2 separate regions of the Homo sapiens genome follow, and region 2 is linked to region 1. A link is a contact called in ENCODE Hi-C or POLR2A ChIA-PET data. All regions are on one chromosome and are shown on one strand. Each heading gives the region's core, a stretch centred on a gene start or an enhancer-like site at or near the end of the contact. The rest is flanking DNA. Distances are from core to core; before and after follow the strand shown.

The links. Hi-C counts contacts between places; a loop is a spot of excess contacts on that map. ChIA-PET counts read pairs that join two places held with the same protein, here RNA polymerase II (POLR2A). Pooled maps may share reads with other maps.
Region 2: a loop to region 1 is called in a pooled map, with 4 times the contacts of the local background. The contact joins the enhancer-like site here to the promoter of IFRD2 in region 1. A Hi-C loop is called at or near these places in 6 of 50 pooled maps. POLR2A ChIA-PET finds 5 or more read pairs at or near these places in 5 of 52 experiments (CD4-positive, alpha-beta T cell, H1, PC-9 and 2 more).

Annotation. Positions count from the first base shown.
Region 1 is chr3:50,289,643-50,294,717 of GRCh38, reverse strand. It overlaps IFRD2 (interferon related developmental regulator 2), which reads left to right and starts at 2,289. Exons shown (of 12, transcript NM_006764.5): 1 at 2,289-2,501; 2 at 4,039-4,158; 3 at 4,246-4,330; 4 at 4,424-4,548; 5 at 4,632-4,789; 6 at 4,956-5,006. The coding sequence starts at 2,444. HYAL3 (hyaluronidase 3) reads left to right here. Exons shown (of 4, transcript NM_003549.4): 2 at 1-9; 3 at 997-1,086; 4 at 1,203-1,886. The coding sequence ends at 1,472. RefSeq lists enhancers at 855-1,410, 1,801-1,990 and a silencer at 2,371-2,580.
Region 2 is chr3:50,586,278-50,591,352 of GRCh38, reverse strand. It overlaps HEMK1 (HemK methyltransferase 1, mitochondrial release factors N(5)-glutamine), which reads right to left. Exons shown (of 11, transcript NM_016173.5): 11 at 1-5,075. Among named protein-coding and RNA genes, the nearest start is that of HEMK1, 19 kb to the right of the region's middle. RefSeq lists enhancers at 416-525, 546-635, 706-765, 776-895. Within about 2 kb of position 2,777, at least 8 of the 41 ENCODE cell types and tissues checked have a DNase peak (open chromatin) inside an H3K27ac peak, as active enhancers do; they include CD4-positive, alpha-beta T cell, where a contact is called at or near this core.

The DNA of each region.
Region 1 (5,075 bases), core at 1,040-3,539:
CTGTCCCAGGTAAGTGGAAGCTGAGGTCTAGGGGTCTGAGTCAGGAGGTATGGCCCTGTTCTAGGAAGGTCCCAGGAGAAGACCTTGCCTAGGGGTTGGTCCTAATCTAGGCGTTCTCAGCGGAAGGCCCTGTCCTGGAGCATCTGATGAGGGAGGCATGGCTTTGCCCTGGAAGATGTTGAGGGGTAGGGAGGCCCAGCCTTTGGAGTGCTGGCCTGAGGGGAGATATTCTGAGTGGAAGGCCTGAGAAGCCACTCAGAGACTCGATACAAAGGGGCCCTACTTGGGCTGGGTGAGTGTCTCACACCTATAATCCCAGTACTTTGGGAGCCTGAGATGGAAGGATTCCTTGAGGCCAAGAGTTCGAGACCAGCCTGGGCAACATAGTGAGACCCCAACCTCTACCAAAAAAACATTTGAGACAGAGTCTTGCTCTGTTGCCCAGGCTGGAGTGCAGTGGCACCATCTCAGCTCACTGCGGCCTTCACTTCCTGGTTCTAGTGATCCTCCCACCTAAGCCTCCTCCCGAATAGCTGGACTACAGATGCATACCACCACACCCAGCTAATTTTTATATTTTTGTAGAGATGGGGTTTTGTCATGTTGCCCAGGCTGGTATTGAACTCCTGGGCTCAAGTGATTCTCCCGCTTTTGCCTCCCAAAGTGTGGGATTACAGGTGTGAGCCACTGTGCCCAGCCTAAAAAATTATTAGCCAGGTGTTATGCACCTGTAGTCCCAGCTGCTTGGGAGGCTGAGGTGGGAGGATTACTTGATCCCAGGAGTTCAAGGCTGCAGTGAGCTATGATCATGCCACTGCACTCCAGCCTGGATGACAGAGTAAAACCCCGCCTCTAAAACCAAACCAAACTAGAGAGTCCCTACTGTAGAGTTAGAATCAGATTGTGACAGTGAACCAGAAGAGTTTCTTGAATGTGGATGTGTGCCCACATGGATCTGGCCAGCCCAGCACTGGCTTAGCAGCTCTCTGCCTCCAGGATGACCTTGTGCAGTCCATTGGTGTGAGTGCAGCACTAGGGGCAGCCGGCGTGGTGCTCTGGGGGGACCTGAGCCTCTCCAGCTCTGAGGTGATCATTGCCCCTTTGAGCCTGCCATGTAGCACATGCTGGGGTCCCAGGGTGGGGGACGGCCATGTCAAGATTATAGAGCAGGCATATTGACACATATCTTCCCTTCTCCTCAGGAGGAGTGCTGGCATCTCCATGACTACCTGGTGGACACCTTGGGCCCCTATGTGATCAATGTGACCAGGGCAGCGATGGCCTGCAGTCACCAGCGGTGCCATGGCCACGGGCGCTGTGCCCGGCGAGATCCAGGACAGATGGAAGCCTTTCTACACCTGTGGCCAGACGGCAGCCTTGGAGATTGGAAGTCCTTCAGCTGCCACTGTTACTGGGGCTGGGCTGGCCCCACCTGCCAGGAGCCCAGGCCTGGGCCTAAAGAAGCAGTATAAAGCCAGGGCCCCTGCCACTGCCTCTTCTTTTCCCTGCTGCCACTTTTCCAGTCCTGGAACTACTCTGTCCCACTCTTGCTCTATTCAGTTTACAGTCAACCCTCCCAAGCACACACCCCGCTTCCCTTGGAATCCCTGAGGGGTAGAAGGGGCCAGAAAAAACGCTTATAAAACCAGAGGCCCTCTGAGATCATGTGAGTCCTCCATGGCAAGGAAGCAGTTCCAGGGAGAGTCAGGTTCCAGCTAGTTAGGGCTGCCAGCCTAGGGCTTTGTGCCTACACCTCACTAAGCCCATGGAGAGGTCACAGATGGGCCGTGCACGGGCAGATGGGCCCCAAAAAATCTTGGCGAAGGTCGGTAAAGTGCTAAGCTGTTGTCTGCACTCTTTCATCATAAAGTCACTTTTTTCCACTGCCTGAGGTTTGGCTGTTGCTCCTGTTATCCCAAGCTCTAAGCCCTTCCCATGGTCCCCAGACCCAGGCAGGGGTAGGTCTCGTCTGGAGTGTCCCGCTGCCAAGTGCCCTGAGAAGCCAGTCCTGCCTTGGTGCTCCACTGAGGGACGCTTCGGAGTTAACCACCGTGCACTTGTTCCCGACGCGGGGCTGGGGCGCGCGCAGGGCATTGTGGGTGCATAGTTCAGCCAGCGCGTCGTCGGCTGGTGGGCCCCAGGCGTGGACTACCATTCCCATGGTGCTCTACGCGCAGCTAGCCGCCGTCGCCTGCGCGCTCAGGCCTCTGGGATTAGTAGTTTTAGCCTCGTGGATGTGGGCCTGAATCGGATGGCCTGGAACTCGCCTTCCCGGCGACCTGTTTGGCAGGGCGGGGCGCCTCGCGAAGATGGTGGCGCGCGTGGCGTGTGGCTCCCGTCGTCTGGCCAAGTCTCAGCGCAGCGCACCGGCCGGCGTCTCGTTGGCCTGGAGCCCACACCCACCGGGTCCCTGACCCCGCGCCCCCCGCGCCCGGTTCCCGGCATGCCTCGCGCCCGTAAGGGCAACACGCTCCGGAAGGGTGGTCAGCGCCGTGGAGGAGGTGAGTGGGGTGGGGGGCGCGGGACAGCTGTATGAGCGGCGGGCGGGGGTCCTGCTGGATCCCCTTGGTTGTTCTCGAGGGCCCTGGGTGGGGAACCCCCTCGGCCAGCCCCACGCAGCTTCCCATAACTCTACCGAGGCTGGCACGTGCCCCAGCAGTCATTGGCCACGTGCGTGCCCAACTTGAGCTCGCTGCCCACTGCCTGTTGGGAGTCCGCGCTCCCAGCGGTGACCCGGCCAGCCCCTCCGGGCCTCAGTTGCCTGCTGGGTGGACAAACTCACCGGACAGGGCAGGAAGCCAGTCCTCTTGCCAAACCCTGATCCTTTCCTGGACTGGTCAAGGAAGTTGGCGGGAGTCCTGGCCTGCTCCGGTGAAGAGAGGGAGGGGGCTCTGTTGGGAAGCTACCTGGTTAGGGCCTTGGCAGCTTGGCAGGCCTGACTCCACAAGGTAGCTGAGTATCCTGGAGCCTGAGGCAGTCTTGGGACTCGCTTATCAGCTTAGACCAGGAGCCTATCTTAATGCGTTAAACACATATGTTTACTCTGCTGGGATGGGGTGCCTACCACGCACAAATTTATTTATTTTTATTCTTGAGGGGGAAGGGAGGAGGGCCGGGCACAGGAAGGAGGAAAATACCTAGGCACAACTTTAAACTGGTCACCACCATGGTGGGTTTTGGGTGGGGGACATCTAATAGGGTGTGGAACATGTTCACTGAGTGGTGTCAGCCCCAGACTTAGGACTCAGGGAGGCCTGGGGGGAAGTGCTTCTGGGTGAGTCCTGAGAGGATGGAGAAGAGAGCAAGTTGTACAAAGACCTGGCAGCTGGAGGGACCCCAGCGCAGTGGAGTGAATGAGGGAAGGCTGGGCTGCTCCGGCAGGTAGAATAGTAAGATAAAATGGGAGCAGGCTGGGCGTGGTGGCTCACACCTGTAATCCCAGCACTTTGGGAGGCCAAGGCAGGCAGATCACCTGAGGCCAGGAGTTCGAGACCAGCCTGACCAACATGGAGAAACCCTATCTACTAAAAATACAAAATTAGCTGGGTGTGGTGTCGTATGCCTGTAATCCCAGCTACTCGGGAGGCTGAGGCAGGAGAATCACTGGAACCCGGGAGGCAGAGGTCGCAGTGAGCCGAGATGGCGTCATTGCACTCCAGCCTGGGCAACAAGAGCAAAACTCTGTCTCAAAAAAAAAAAAAAAAAAAAAAGGTGGCGGGGAGCAGAGGCCAGTGCGCAGGCTGGACTTTGTCCTGCAGATGAGGGGTGTGAGTAGTTCTTAGAAGTAGGGCCAGCCTGGTGATCACACCCTGTCCAAAACTCTGCCACAGCAGCCAACCTTGCCAATGTCAGCCCTTGGCCCTGGACAGACCCCACACACAGGAGTGCACCAGCCCTACTGAACTGACCCTTGGCTTTGGTTTTTCATCTCTGAGAGGGACACCATTCTATCTTTTGGGATTATGAGGTCGAGTGAGGTACCCCCAGCCATCCCTCATCAGTAGAGGCAAGTTGAGTGTCCTATTCCACCTTCTCCAGGTGCCCGGAGCAGTGCCCAAGCTGACTCGGGTTCCAGTGACGATGAGGCAGCCAGTGAGGCCCGCAGCACCGCCAGTGAATGCCCCAGCCTTCTCAGCACCACTGCAGAGGACAGCCTTGGTGAGAGCGGGTGGAAGTTTGACAGGGGCTTGGTGAGGGCTCCATGGGCTGAGGACAAGAAGCGGTGCTGACCAGGTGGCCTTGCAGGGGGGGATGTCGTGGATGAGCAGGGCCAGCAGGAAGACCTTGAGGAAAAGCTGAAGGAGTATGTGGACTGTCTCACAGACAAGAGGTACCCCTGGCTGCCAGCCAACTCCTACACCCAGCTCCAAGTGTGATCAAGGGAGGGCTGGCCCATATGACCCCCCTTCTCGACCTCCCCCAGTGCCAAGACCCGGCAGGGTGCTCTTGAGAGCCTGCGCCTGGCCCTAGCGTCCCGCCTACTCCCCGACTTCTTGCTGGAGCGCCGCCTCACGCTAGCCGATGCCCTGGAAAAGTGCCTCAAGAAAGGTTGGACCTGGGGGTGTGTGGGAGACTTAAACTGGGCAGACACTGGCCCTTGCTGCATGGGCTGACTGGAAAGCATCCCACAGGGAAGGGCGAGGAACAAGCCCTGGCTGCTGCTGTGCTAGGCCTGCTCTGCGTGCAGCTGGGCCCTGGACCTAAGGGTGAGGAGCTGTTTCACAGCCTGCAGCCTCTGCTGGTCTCTGTGCTCAGTGACAGCACAGCTAGCCCTGCTGCCCGGCTCCACGTGAGTGTGCCTGTGCCCCATGAAACCCTTCCTGCACCTTATCCCTCAGCAGAGTGGTGGGTTCCCCCTATCTTCAGCCTCCTTTACTCTGAGGGGAGTGAGCTCCAGGGCTGGGAACCCAGGTTCACCCGCTGACCGTGGCATTGCATTGCCCTTCTCCCAACAGTGTGCTTCTGCCCTTGGCCTGGGCTGCTACGTGGCTGCCGCTGACATCCAGGTGAGGGGTCTTTGGGCACAGGTGGTAGAGCATCTAGGGCTGTAACTCTGCCTCTGAGCTCCCCTGCCT
Region 2 (5,075 bases), core at 1,528-4,027, 300 kb before region 1:
GAGGAGTCTATGTGCAAGTCCATGAGTTCTGCAAGGCCAGGGCCCCACCTGAACCATCCAACCTCCTGGGCCTGGCTTACAGTTGGTGCCTAATAAATGACTGTGCAGGAATGATGGGCCTGCAGGTAAGACAGGTGAGACAGGCCAGATGACAGCCTCAGTTACCCCTTCCCCAACTTTGGGAAGGTGGTCTCAGCCCTCAGCAATCCTAGGACCCCTCACGGAGGCTGTTGGCAGGAAAGGACTCGTCCCAGATGCTGTGTCCTCGCCTGACCTTGTATTCTGCCCCACCTAGTGGCCCTAAGGGAGGCTGAGGTACTGAGCTCTTGGCTGTGACTAAGCGGAAGGAAGACAGAAAGGAGGGGTGATACTGGGGCCCTAGGGTTTTGCTTCTCATTTCTCTCTTTCCAAAGCACAGTTAGTTCCCAGAAATGAAGGTACCCAGAAACAGTGAAACTCTGGGCTTTCAGGGGCACAGGGTCCCCCAGTCTTTCCACCCTTGGAGGCACCACCAAGGGCCTGGGTAAGTCCCTAGCCCATGTCTACTCATGGAGTACTTGGGGCAACCACACTGGAGCCTGGTGGGGCTCCCAAGGACCTTTCAGGAGCATGTGGCCCAGATTGATTTGCTGTGACAGATGCTGGGTGGGAGGTGCCGGGAGCCTCAGGCTATGGGGGCTGGAGCAGTTGGGGCAGACCTCCGGGAAGGGAATGGTCACGTGGGGCATCAAGTGCCCCAGATGCCCCACCCCACAGGAGTTCCTTTCGTCCATCCTTTCACTCTTCCTCTTTTTTTTTTTTGAAACAGTCTTGCTGTCGCCCACGCTAGAGGGTAGTGAGGTGATCTCAGCTCACTGCAACCTCCGCCTTCCGGGTTCAAGCGATTCTCCTGCCTCAGCCTCCCGAGTAGCTGGAATTACAGGCATGAGCCACCATGCCCAGCTAATTTTTGTATTTTTAGTAGAGACAGGGTTTCACCATGTTGGCCAGGCTGGTCTTGAACTCCTGAGCTCGGGTGATCTGCCTGCTTCAGCCTCCCAAAGTGCTGGGATTACAAGTGTGAGCCACCCTGCACGGCCCCTTTCTTTCTGGCTTCCTCCTCCCTTCTTCCTTTTCTTTCATTTTTAAAACATTTTTTTAAAATTATTATTTTTAAATTTTTTTTTTTGAGATGGAGTCTAGCTCTGTCGCCCAGGCTGGAGTGCAGTGGCATGATCTTGGCTCACTGCAATCTCTGCCTCCCGGGTTCAAGCAATTCTCCTGCTTCAGCCTCCCGAGTAGCTGGGATTACAGGTGTCCACCACCACACCCAGCTAATTTTTGTATTTTTAGTAGACGGGGTTTCACTGTGTTGGCCAGGCTGGTCTTGAACTCCTAACCTTGTGATCCTTGGCCTCCCAAAGTGCTGGGATTACAAACGTGAGCTACTGCGCCTGGCCTATTATTATTATTTTTGAGACAGAGTTTTGCTCTTGTTGCCTGGGTGGGAGTACAATGGCGTGATCTTGGCTCACTGCAACATCTGCCTCTCGGTTTCAAGCGATTCTCCTGCCTCAGCCTCTCAAGTAGCTGGGATTACAGGCGTGAGCCACCACACCCGGCTAATTTTTGTATTTTTAGTACAGACGGATTTTCACCATGTTGGCCAAGCTGGCCTCGAACTCCTGACCTCAGGTGATCTGCCTGCCTCAGCCTCCCAGAGTGCTGGGATTACAGGCGTGAGCCACCGCGCCCGGCCTAAAATTATTTTTTTAGAGACAGGGTCTGACTCTGATGTCCAGGCTGGAGTGCAGTGGCGCTATTATAGCTCACTGCTGTCTTAAACTCTTGTGCTCAAGTAATCCTCCTGCCTCAGCCTCCCGAGTAGGTGGGACCACAGGCATGTGCCACCATGCCCAGCTCATATTTTTAATTATTGAAAAAAAAAAAACCCAATTTTAAAAACCACACACAGACTCAAATGGGCACAGCACCAAATTATGACACATTAGAATCCTTCCTATGTGCTCAGAGAACAGGGTTTGTGCTGAGCTTGAGATAAGGCTTCTCTTGCTGTCCCTGTCAATCAAAGAGACTGCAAGGTGGGCTTCAGACACAGTGCTAGCATTTGTAAACAATTATCTGTGAGAATCAGCGGTCACTTTGTCCTGTGCTACCAAAATCAAACACTGAAAGAAAATGGACATTGAGACCAACATAAGACTACAACTACCATCCCAGCCCCCAGTTCAAACATTTGTGTTCATTGCTCTTCGCCCTGATGGACTGTATGCTAAGAAAGAATTTGCACTTGCAAAATACATTTTTGCTAACTAGATGCTCATTTTATCTTTTTAAAAATATGTATTTCAGTTGCACATGAAATGTACTTTGAAAGAATGAGCTCCAAAGTTCTGGGGGGCTGAGACAGGCGGGCTGAGTGAAATGATGAAGAAACAGTGGCTTTCAGTGCGGGCCAAGAGAGTAGTGAGCAATGGTCAGTTATTGAGCTGTGGAGTGCCTTCAACAAGGGTTTTTAGACACATCCATCTGGTGCCTCATCCCAGAACCTCACAGGCCTAGGGACCTGAAATGCTCCCCATGACAAGGCAAACTTCATATCCTCACATGCTGAGACAGACTCAACTTTCAGTCTGGAACTGGGCTGGGTGTCTGTCAGTCCACGCCACCCATATCCGGAGTACATCAGAGTCTGGGTTCAGTGGCAGCCACTTTCGCTGCCCTCTCCTGCCCCACACCTAGCGCTCTGCCTGGCCCCTTTGCTGTGGGCGTGAAAATCTGGCACCCGGGCCGACAGGGAGAGAGCTCAGTCTGCGTCTGCTGCTTTCTGTTTGATTCATCACTTTCCCCTTCACCCTGGAGCCCACGTTGGCTGTGGGGCACCTAACTGGCTCCTGAGGCCCCTCTGGGGGGTTGAGGCCCTGGGCTGCATTTGGCCTCGGCAGCCTGCTCACGCCTCTCCTGACTGGGATGTCAGAGGACTAGGTTCAAACTCCAGCATGGCCAGCTGCTGGCTGTGTGACCTTGGGCATGTTAAGCCTCAGTCCCTTCATCCATACAGTGGGCCAAGGAAGGGATCCCTGATGTGCCAACAGATGGATTTATGACCACGTGTGTGCAGCACCTGGCACTAGTTTACACACTGCAGATGCCCGGTACTGTTGTCGCCAGCACTCAGGTCTAGGAGAGTGGTCTTCACAACTCTACCTCAAGGGTTGCCTTTGGACTGTGTCCCCACATGGTCACATTTGCATCTCCAGACGCCCCAATGCTGCTTCTCGGATATTCTGAAGGCATCCTACACTGTCAAGCTCCCCGACTGTTCCCCCCAGCACCCCAGTCTCCAACTCAGGGTGGCCCCATTTCCCCCAGGTCCCAATCAGATCCCTGGGCCCACTGTGGTCCTGGCCATCTCACATCCAAACCCTCAGCAATGGTTGTGAGTCAGTTCTGTTCCAGAATATCTGATGCCACTGCTACAGACCCCAGCCACCTCCAGACCCTGGACAAGTTGCAGCCTCCTGCCCCAGCCCCTTTTTCCTGGCAGCCAGAAAGAGCAGCCTCAATGCTTCTCTAACCCTGTAACTCAGCTCAAAAAGCTCTTTAGGCCCCTGGTCCCCAGAAATGCATTCAGAGCTCAGCCAAGGGGACCTCTCGGCACCACCTCACCCCTACATATCCCTACCCGCATGTCTGCAGAACTCCAGGCTTTTGTCCAGACTGTCCCTACTGCCTGGTATATTCCTGTCCTATCCGCCCCTCCTCAAGCCTGGTGTGATGACTAAGGCCTCCAGCTCCAGGTCACTCAGCCTATGCCAGAATCACAGCTCAGCCAGCCTATGAGCAAGTTTCTTAGCCCCAGTTTGTTTCTTCGTCAGTATAACGAGAGGGTTCACAGCCTCCATCTCTGAGGATGTCATGAAGGTTGAGTAAGATAATCCTGGAAGTACTTGGCGCAGGATGCACCATATTCTATAGGACCCTCCACTTGGTATCATCTCCCTGGTGCCTGACACAAAGTAGGTCTTGAGAGACTGAGGCCCTGGCCCTATACCTCAGGAGATGCACCCAGGAGCAGCTGCAGGTCTTCTAGAAAGCCCTCTAGGGACAGCCCTGGAAACCCTTGCTCCTGCTCCAAGGGTCCACAAGCCCAGGTAACTTCTGCGCTAAGCTCTGCAGGGGACAGCCCAGGACCTAGTTATGCTGGCCTCAGCGTCTCTGATAGTCAAATGGACACCAATGGCAGCCTCATCCTCCCTTCCTGTCCAGCTATGCAACCTGACCTGCAACTGCACCCTGCTGAGCCTTGGTGTCCTCAACTTTGTAATGTGGGGACAACTAAAAACCCCATGTGCCAGCCCTGGCAACATAGCAAGACCCCGTTTCTAAAAAAAAAAAAAAATTAAAAATTAGCCAGGCAGGGTTGTTCACACCTGTAGTCCTAGTTTGCTTTGCTTGGTCACGTAGCTCAGCCTCACACTGACTTCCAGGAACAGCAGAGGGACTTGGACGCCTCTCCAGGCAGGCAGGCCTGTTCCTGGAAAGCCAGGTGGGGTGGGGGGTCTTCAGGTGGCAAAGGAAGGACTGGCAGCTGTGAGCCAGAGAAGAGACCTGGCTCGTGCCCCAGCCCTGCTCCTGTCCTGCTAAGCCTCAGTTTCCTCATCTGTACCACAGGGATCTCTGTGAGCGCTTCAGGCACCAACAATCTGCTCCCTGGGCTCAGTAGGGGATATCTGATCCCACCATTTCCCCAGCCACATGCCCCAGAAGAGGGCCGCAGACCTAGTACAAGAGGGAGCAATAAGGTGACATCCTCTGCTCTGAGAGGTAGAGTGTTTGGGGAAGACCCCAGCCCCTGGGAAGGGGGCCACTTAGCCAGGCCTGCCTGCCACGGGGCATGGCTACTCTAAGCTGTCTCACCCTCCCCCTTTAGGCATAGCTGGGGCAGGTGGAGGTCAGCCCAGTTCAGGGCTTTCCATGAAGCTGAGGTAGGCTTCCCTGCCTTTCCCACTTTGTGAGCTGTAAAATTAGCCTTTCCTGACCATTTTCCTGCAGGACTGCTGTATGTGTGAGAG